Linked DNA regions of Mus musculus: region 1 is linked to region 2. Evidence: chromatin contacts called from ENCODE Hi-C or POLR2A ChIA-PET data. All regions are on one chromosome and are shown on one strand. Each heading gives the region's core, a stretch centred on a gene start or an enhancer-like site at or near the end of the contact. The rest is flanking DNA. Distances are from core to core; before and after follow the strand shown. Region 1 holds the start of Creb1 (cAMP responsive element binding protein 1). Region 2 holds the start of 4933402D24Rik (RIKEN cDNA 4933402D24 gene).

Region 1 (4,058 bases), core at 1,108-3,607, 760 kb before region 2:
ATGCTTGAAAATTAATGCACACAAAAAGTGTTCCAAGTTTCACTTGCAATTGCTGAGAATCAATTTGATTCTCCATAAAAGATCCCATAAATAAAACCTAAAGTATCTTTTGGTCAACACTGAAGAAAGGACACATAGGAATTTTTTTTTATTCTCACAGGGGAAGAATCATCCTCATGTATCATCACTATTGGCTTGTAGAAAATCTTTTGAAAAAACTATTTTATCATCAACATTACCATGTATAGAGTCTTCACTGTGTGGAAACAAAATCATCTTCTCAACCCTATGGAAACAACTCCTTCTATTGCATCTTAATTTTCTTAACAATTGCAAATTGGAGTGCTAAAGACTAGCAATGTAACTTGTCAAGTTTCAGAGTCCTGACGCATAGAAAAAAAATCAAACACAATGGTTCTATTACCAATCAATATTTATTCCTAACCAAAAGCCTTGTATGGACCAATCACAATTCAATGGTACAGTAACTGGTTGTATTGTAAAAGAAACAAGCAACCCCCCCCCCCAAATATATAAAAAACTGTGCACCTTTCAAATCAACTAAAATTTTGGGCTTTGCTTTTCAATTGGGAAATGATCATCAGGGCACAAGATTTCAATAGATGGCCCAAAGGTATTTTGTGCTAGATCTTTTGAAGGCAGATGTGGTGCAAAACTGAGGCTAGGATCAAACTCTTAACTTTGAGAAGATATGGCAGGTTTAAATAGGTCATACTGCAATGCCCTTTAAAAATGTCTTTGGATCTTTAAGGTGTCAATGACTTTTGACAGTCCCCTTTGCAGATGTTCTAGGTGAAGGAAAAAAAGGAACACCACAACCCCTGCTGGCTTAAACTGCCATCAACCTCAGGCTGGGATTACCTACGGCAATATACAAATAATGGATAGTTTCAATAACTATTTTTAGAGTGAGAATTATATCAATCCTCCATTAAAGTTCAGACAGAAGCGTGTGAGGAGCATGGCAGAGGCTAAGGGGAGATACGGATGACTCAAAAAACCTTGGCAAGACTGCCTCCCTTCAAATGACAGAAAACGAAAAGTACCTTCGCTAATACTAATTTCCCCTTCGATAATTTCTAAGGGTTTCAGAATGATTGACCTCAAGTGATCATTATCTTAGTGGAAAGGGTTAAAACCGAAACTGTTTTCAAGCACCAGCTTCCCTTTTACAAGATCCCAACAGTTTCTGCAAAAAGTTATTACATGTATGTTTTCTTAGCACCTCTTTCCTTCCCAAAAGAATGCATTCCCAGGACTACTGATTCGTTCTTCATCTTCAAAGCCGAGGGGTGAGGGAAATAGTAAAAAAAAAACAAAAAACAAAAACAAACCAAACAAAACAAAAACAAAAAACCCCAAACCCTTAAAACAGCCTAGGGCAGAAAACAGCATTTTCTCCGACCGCGTGGGAGCCGGGGAGAGGGGCAAGAATAAAATACAGCACCAGAGAAAACCTTGGGTTTCGAACTTTATTGCACAAAGAGCGCTGTAGAGGAAAGCAGGTCGGACGTTGCGGCTCGCCGAGCGGGCACCGCCGCGAAGGCGGCAGCACCTTCACCTCCTCTGCCCTCAACTGTCTCCTTCTTCTTCCTCCTCCTCCACCCCCCACGGGCACCCAGGCGGCGGCCCGGGCGGCCAGCCCGGCACAGCCGGGGCGAGCGAGCGTGCGAGCAGGCGGGCGGCGGCGGCGAGGAACGGGGGGCGGCGGCGGGCGGCCTCCCCCGGGGCGGCTCCGCTCCGCGCCGGCTCCGGCTCCGCGCCCGGCACGGCCGGGCCCGGCCCGGCCCGGCGGCGGGAACGCGGGCGCCAGCTTGCCGCGGCCGGCCGCCCGCTCGCTCGCACCCCGCCCCGGCCCGGCCGCCCCCCGCCATGAGCGCCGCCGCTGGCTGCAGGCAGAGTCGCTGCCGCCCGGCCGCCGCTGGCTCCAGTCCGCCGCCATTATTCTTTGTTCGCTGCGAGCGGCGGCGGTGTTGTGGGGCTCGGGCGGAGGCTCCATCTTTACCGCGGCCCCTCCTGCGAGGGGAAGGCCCCGAGCGCGGGTGTCCGGCGCCTCCCCGGCCCCCCTCTGTCCCCCCGGCTCTCTCCGGCTCCTGCCTCCTCCTCCTGCTCCTCTTACCGGTGGTACAAGCTCCTCCGTCACTGCTTTCGTTCGCGGCCCGGATCTCGCTGGAGTTTTATTCTCTCCCCCACGTAACACACCGCGTCAAACTACACCTCCGCCGCGTCACTCACCAACACTCCGCTTCTCCCAGCCGCCCGGGCCACAGGCAGCAGCAGCCGCCGCCGACTGAGGAGCCGCAGCCAGGGAGCCAGCCAGCGCCGCCCAGTGCCGAGTGCGCAGCGGCCACTCACGGAAACAGCCGAGCTCGACCCGGAGCCGCTCGACAGGCCCCGCCCCCGCGCTACTGGCGGAACCTGCCGAAGGCCTTCGGCTACTTCCCGGCGCTGCGAAGGGGTTGACCGGGGAAGCTGGTGTAGGCGGTTTGAGACCCGCTCTGGAGGCACGATCCGAGCCTCACTGTGGCGGGTGGAGGCTTCGGACGCCAGCTGAGGAGATTTGGAGGAAGCGGGGTTTGTGTGTAGCCAGATTTGGGGTGGTGTGGGGATTCCCGGGGTGGCGGGGACTTGCTGGAAACCCCCGCGCGGTCTGATCCTGCGGCGGAAGCAGACCGCCCGGGAACTTTGACGCGCCGCGAGGGCCCAGAGCCGCGCGGACGGCGCTGGAAGGTTGGAGACGCCGGCTACCGGCCAGGGGAGTCTGCCGGGCCGGAGCTGGTTCTTTGCTGGGAAGAAAGCTATGGCACAGGTGGCATGTGGGGATTCAGCTCCGCTTTGCGGCCAGCCAGAGCCCCTAGGTACTGGGTACCGTCCTCCCTCTGAGGCTGGAGAAATGATCAGCCATGCTGCTCTCAACACTTGAAACAGATCCCCACCCTACCTGCCCGCGACATCCTGTGCTGACTTTTCTCAGCCCTTTCTGCAGCGGTGGCACGCTGCTGCGGCGTGGCTTCCACCGTTTGCACCCCAGAACTTGACAGTGTGACTTCCGTAGCCTCAAAGCTACCGCAACTGCTCTCTGAGTTGCCCCTAACCGCCAGTTCTTCACCTTTTGTTGTTGTGCCGTTCAGCCCTCTTCCTATAGTTTTGTTCCTGCTGGACGCCAGCCCTTGTTGACGTTTTATAACACTGAGCTTGCCTTCATTCCGTGTGTCCTAGCCGTTCCCGCTTTCCCAAGGACATTATACTGAAGAGTAGCTTAATTTTCTTTTGTTTCTAACCAGAACTTTTAGCATGCTAACGTCTCTTCCTCTCTTTAAGAAGACTCTTGTGGCATTGGTGAGATGAATAAAGGCCCTTGCCACCAAGCCAGATAATCTAAGGTCAATTTCGAGAACCCACGTGGTAGAAGGAGAGAACCAGCTCCCATAAGTTGTCCTTTGACCTCAGCACTTACATCACAGTAGTATGTGTGGGCAATAAATAAAATATAGAAACTTCCTCCTTAAGCTCCTTTCCGAGTTCCACCTGTCTTTTACTGTCTCTCTCCATTTGCAGTGGCTCTGAATTGTCACAGTCTTCCTGTCTATGTAGTTTTGCATCTTGCATTTTCAAGACCATCCTAGCATTTGATGCTGTTTGACTCTTCCAAACACTCTCTCCCCTCTTCACTTGCCAGTTTTCCTTTTAACCCTACTCCTCAACAACTAGATTCTCCTTTATCTAACTCCTGTGCAGGAGTCATCTGAGCCCGGATCCTCCACAATCCTACTGTAATCTCTTGCCCTAGGTGGTCTCATCCTCTTCTACTGGCTTCAAATGCCTTCTCTCAGACACTCCAGTCTTAGTTAGGTCTCACCCTGGGACTCTGAATTCCTCTTCCCAGCAGCCTCTGCTCCGGGTCCGTTTGGCTAGATGCTCAGTGTGTAGTCTTACTCACCTCGAGTTCTCATATCCCTTCCTCCCACGGTTCTTAGCTCAGTAAAGGGTCAGGACATCATTCAGATACATTGGGAACCGAGTCCACTTCTGATACC
Region 2 (4,080 bases), core at 1,543-4,042:
AAATAAAAACACCATGCTAACTTTAGGCTATTTCTATCCACTTGTCTCTGACTCTAGTAAGCACTGCCACAAAGCCCTGATCATTCGATTTATACAAATGAAGACACCTCAACCTTAAAGGTCCACAGACGCTTCTTAGTTAGGGTTTTATTGCTGTGAAGAGATACCATGACCAAGGCAACTCTTATAAAGGACAACATTTAATTGGGGCTGGCTTACAGTTTCAGAGGTTTAGTCCATTATTCTGAGAAGCACTGTAGTGTGCAGGCAGACATGGTGCTGGAGAAGGAGCTGAGAGTTATCCATCTTGATACAAAGTCAGCAAAAGGAGACTATGTCTTCCGAAAGCAGTTAGGAGGAGGCTCTCTTTCCACACTGGGAATAGTTTGAGTGTAGAGACCTCAAAACTCACCCCACAGTGACATACTTCCTCCTATAAGACCACATCCTCAAATAGTGCCACTCCCCATGGGTCACACATTCAAAACACATGTGTCTATGGGAGCCAAACCTATTCAAACCACCATAGTGCTATTGTCTGGATATGTCTTGAGTATGTCCCCTAAGGGCTCCTCATTGGAAGCTCAAGGTTGGGGAGGTAATGGAATGTTTAAAAGAGGTGGGGTCTTCTGTAAGCTGATTGGGTCACTAAGGAGATGAATATGGGTCTATAAGATAATCGTCAGAGAGCCCAGCCCTTCCTTCTCTTTGGCTTCCTGTCTCACTATGTGAGTTTTCCCATTTACATGTCCTTTCCACGTGATAGCCACTGCCATGTTGCAATGTAGCCAGAGGTGCCACTCCAGGGCTGCCACTGTGTTGTTTAGGATTTCAGTTTTTAAAACTATGGCTAAATAAACCTGGTTTCTTTCTAAACTACCCATCCTTAGCTACTTTGTCACAATGCAAAACAAACTAATAAAAATGACTTGTCTACAGTGTCTCTCCCTCAGTGAAATACAGGCCTGGGGTATAGGGCACTGAAGCCAAAACTGCCTTTGTTTCAGACCTGGATGGTGCAACCTGTTAGACTCACTCCCCAGAAGCTGAGCAAAGAAAATTTAGGTTTTTTTTTTTCAAAAACGCTCCCTATGTAGACGACAAAAATAAAGCATTATTTTGGTCTAACAACTGGCTCTGATGGCTACTTCGCAAACATGGAAGGAGCAGGGTGAGACACAAAACTCAGCCTTGAAGCTTGGCTGAAAGCAGTTCCATTTAACAAGCTGGCCAGGCCCTTGGAGTCATGTTCAAAATGCTGTTTTTATTGTTTGTGCTTTTGCTTTTGTAATTAATTAATTGCCACTAATGCTTTTTTTGTTATTTTTTAATAATTAATTAGCAAGCACTGGGAGCAGGCAGCAACTTTTTCATAGATTGCATAAGCACGCAGAGATAAGAAATCGGCATCGTTGCTAGAGTGCGCATTCACGGATTACTGGGCTGCTCACACGAGAATTACACACTAATTCAACTACAATAAAAAATTACACTTGAAGAGCTTATTATATACTATTCCTTCCCCTTCTGAGGAATGTTTGAGCAGCAGCCTAGCACGGCTGCCATGGCAACTATAATGCAAAATTGGCAGTAACTTTATGAATTGCAAATTCCTCTAAGGGTGTTGGGGAATTTTTTTTTCTCCCTTCCATTTTTAACCATCTCATATGCATTATCCCAGCAATATGTTAAACAAGATTTGGGGGAACTCAGCAATTACTTGGAAACAGGCTGTGTTTTAGAGCCTCAAATTCCATTTTTCTAACGAAGGCACGTGTTCACAGGGAACCCCCAGTTTACCTGCTTTTAATGTTCCCTGTTTTTAACTGAGCTCTTAACATACTGATCACCCTCACCTTTTCTGAGGAGGGTCCAGGTATTCTAACAAATGGACTTGCTATATTCCTTCCCAACGTCTGCCCTAGCAGTTCTCTGAAAATGATGAAAGGGGACAGATAGTCTCAGTTTAAAACAAAAAGAAGAAAAACAATAATCTTACAACCGGCCTCCCCCCTCCAAGTAAATTCAGCTGTGATTCTACATTAAAACGGTCACTAAAAGAATGGTCAGTCCTTCTTGTTTTCCTCCCTCAATCCTATCACGCATGAAGAACATGACAACGGGAAGCAGGCAGCACCCAACATGGTTTGCCTGACTCGGGATTTAAACACTTGCAAAGGTAACCCAAACCATGCTGTTCTGCACGGCTAGTGGTCCTCCTCACTTAAGATGACTGGGATTGAGAGGGGAGTCACCCACCCACAGTATCATGTCACCTTCTACCTCTGATTTTTCTACCTCTGATATTTGCCTCGTTCATGTCACAAGTCTGTTGCAAAAATCACATGAGACAATGTGTTTGAATACTGCCATGTCTCATGAAAATATGACAACGCAGAATTCTGATTTTCAATTTTGATACAACTCTTAATAATTAAAAAAAAAAAGCATAAATGGCCTTTATTCTCTGAGTCTAGTACCAGGAAGAAAAGTGATAGTTTGCCAAAAAATAGTTCAGGTCTTGAGAAACCCTCTGAAATGAATGTAGGAACAAAAATATGAATGGAATCCTACTCTATGACAAAAGACATAAATGGTTGCCTCTCCAATTGGAGAGAACTGTCTGTTTGCAACGAGTGACACAGAAAATGACTTTGTGCAGCACATCTCTAAGAGAAGAGTCTTTCGGTGTCGTCTGTACAGGGCACACAGCAGCATTGTGAGAAGATGAGGAATCTGCTGATGCTCTCTGTTCTGTTCTGTTTCATAGCAACCCCCTATGGTCAGTAGAACACTAACTGTCTCCTACCATTAGACAATAGTCTTCAGAAAGGATGTGCCGCAGAACAGCTGATGGACATGAATTATTTTAGACGAGGTAACCAGAGGAATCCAAGAAGCCTTAAGAGACAGGCTCTTGCGTTGCCCTGAAGAATTTCTGGCCCTAGCTTCCTTCTTTCCTGTCTTCATTTAACCAACATTTACTGAAATTAGATTGTTTTCTGCCCCCAGAAAATAAAGGAAAGGAGCCCACAAGGTCTCATTCACAAAAACCTTTCCAACTGACTGGGAGCAGACTGCACAGCCCCCTCCTCACTCCAACAGGGTTATGAGACAGAAAAGACAAAGCACAGAGGGCAAAGGGGAGAATGGAGACGCATCCTGCAAAGTGGTCAATGAGTTGTGTGGTGCAGGAGCATCCTGCGTGATAAACAGATGGTAGGGACACCGCAGAGGAGAAAGCACTTAGAAAGTCCAGAGAGATGAAACCTGAATGCTGTTGAGGGGTCCGTAGATGGGGCACAAGAGGGTAAAGATAGAAGACCAAAGAACCTTTCCAAAGTGCATCCAGGTCCAATTTGACAGTCTGTGTATAGCAGAGAGGATGTATGTATATATATTAATAAGGAGAAAGGATGCTGTTATCAGACCCGGGTTTTAGGAAGGGCCCAGCAGGGATAGCAGATTCTTTCAAACAAGTCTAGTGGTCAGTCACATCATTCATGTGTCTCCTAGGACAGCCTGCTCTCTTCAGCACGGACCTGAAACCCAATTGCCCCCGCAGACTTGAGATGTTTGCTGCAGCTACAGAAAGGAAGTTAGAATCTGCTGTCCTCCACAACTTCCCGAAGAGCAAGGAAAACATTGGAAAACTGTCAGCCCGCTCTCAGAAGGTGAGCGCACAGATTGCAAAGCGTTTCCACCTCTCCAGCTTGGCAGTGATACAAAAATGCGGTCGGTTCCCTTCCCTCCAAGTAACTCACAGCAGATGCTGATGCCCTTAGCCTCTTCCCCAGCTACAGTTCCCAACATCATTTCCTTCCAGAGGTCAGGCATATGGAGCTCATTAAATTCTACACAGCAACATTCAAACCGTGTGAAACTTTTTGTTTGCAGTGCAATTTAATGTTGAGTTTGATTTAAGAGGAACTGCATATTCTTGGTCCTGGGATGGAAGCCTATTCATCCAGAAGTTTAAAGCCTGGTTTAGGATGATGGGTTGGAGAATTGCAGCTTATGTTGAGAATTTTTAAAGGTGGAAGCACGTCCTGTCTTAGAAATTATCTACTCCAGCTTCAT

What was found. Hi-C counts contacts between places; a loop is a spot of excess contacts on that map. ChIA-PET counts read pairs that join two places held with the same protein, here RNA polymerase II (POLR2A).
Region 1: a map of left cerebral cortex shows a loop between it and region 2 (2.1-fold over the local background). The contact joins the promoter of Creb1 here to the promoter of 4933402D24Rik in region 2. A Hi-C loop is called at or near these places in 2 of 37 maps with a recorded cell type or tissue (both left cerebral cortex). POLR2A ChIA-PET finds 5 or more read pairs at or near these places in 2 of 5 experiments (Patski and embryonic stem cell).

The regions. Positions count from the first base shown.
Region 1 is chr1:64,531,103-64,535,160 of GRCm38, reverse strand. It overlaps Creb1 (cAMP responsive element binding protein 1), which reads right to left and starts at 2,357. Exons shown (of 9, transcript NM_009952.2): 1 at 2,141-2,357.
Region 2 is chr1:63,767,979-63,772,058 of GRCm38, reverse strand. 4933402D24Rik (RIKEN cDNA 4933402D24 gene) reads left to right here and starts at 2,792. Exons shown (of 3, transcript NM_001256158.1): 1 at 2,792-2,878; 2 at 3,517-3,674. The coding sequence starts at 2,854.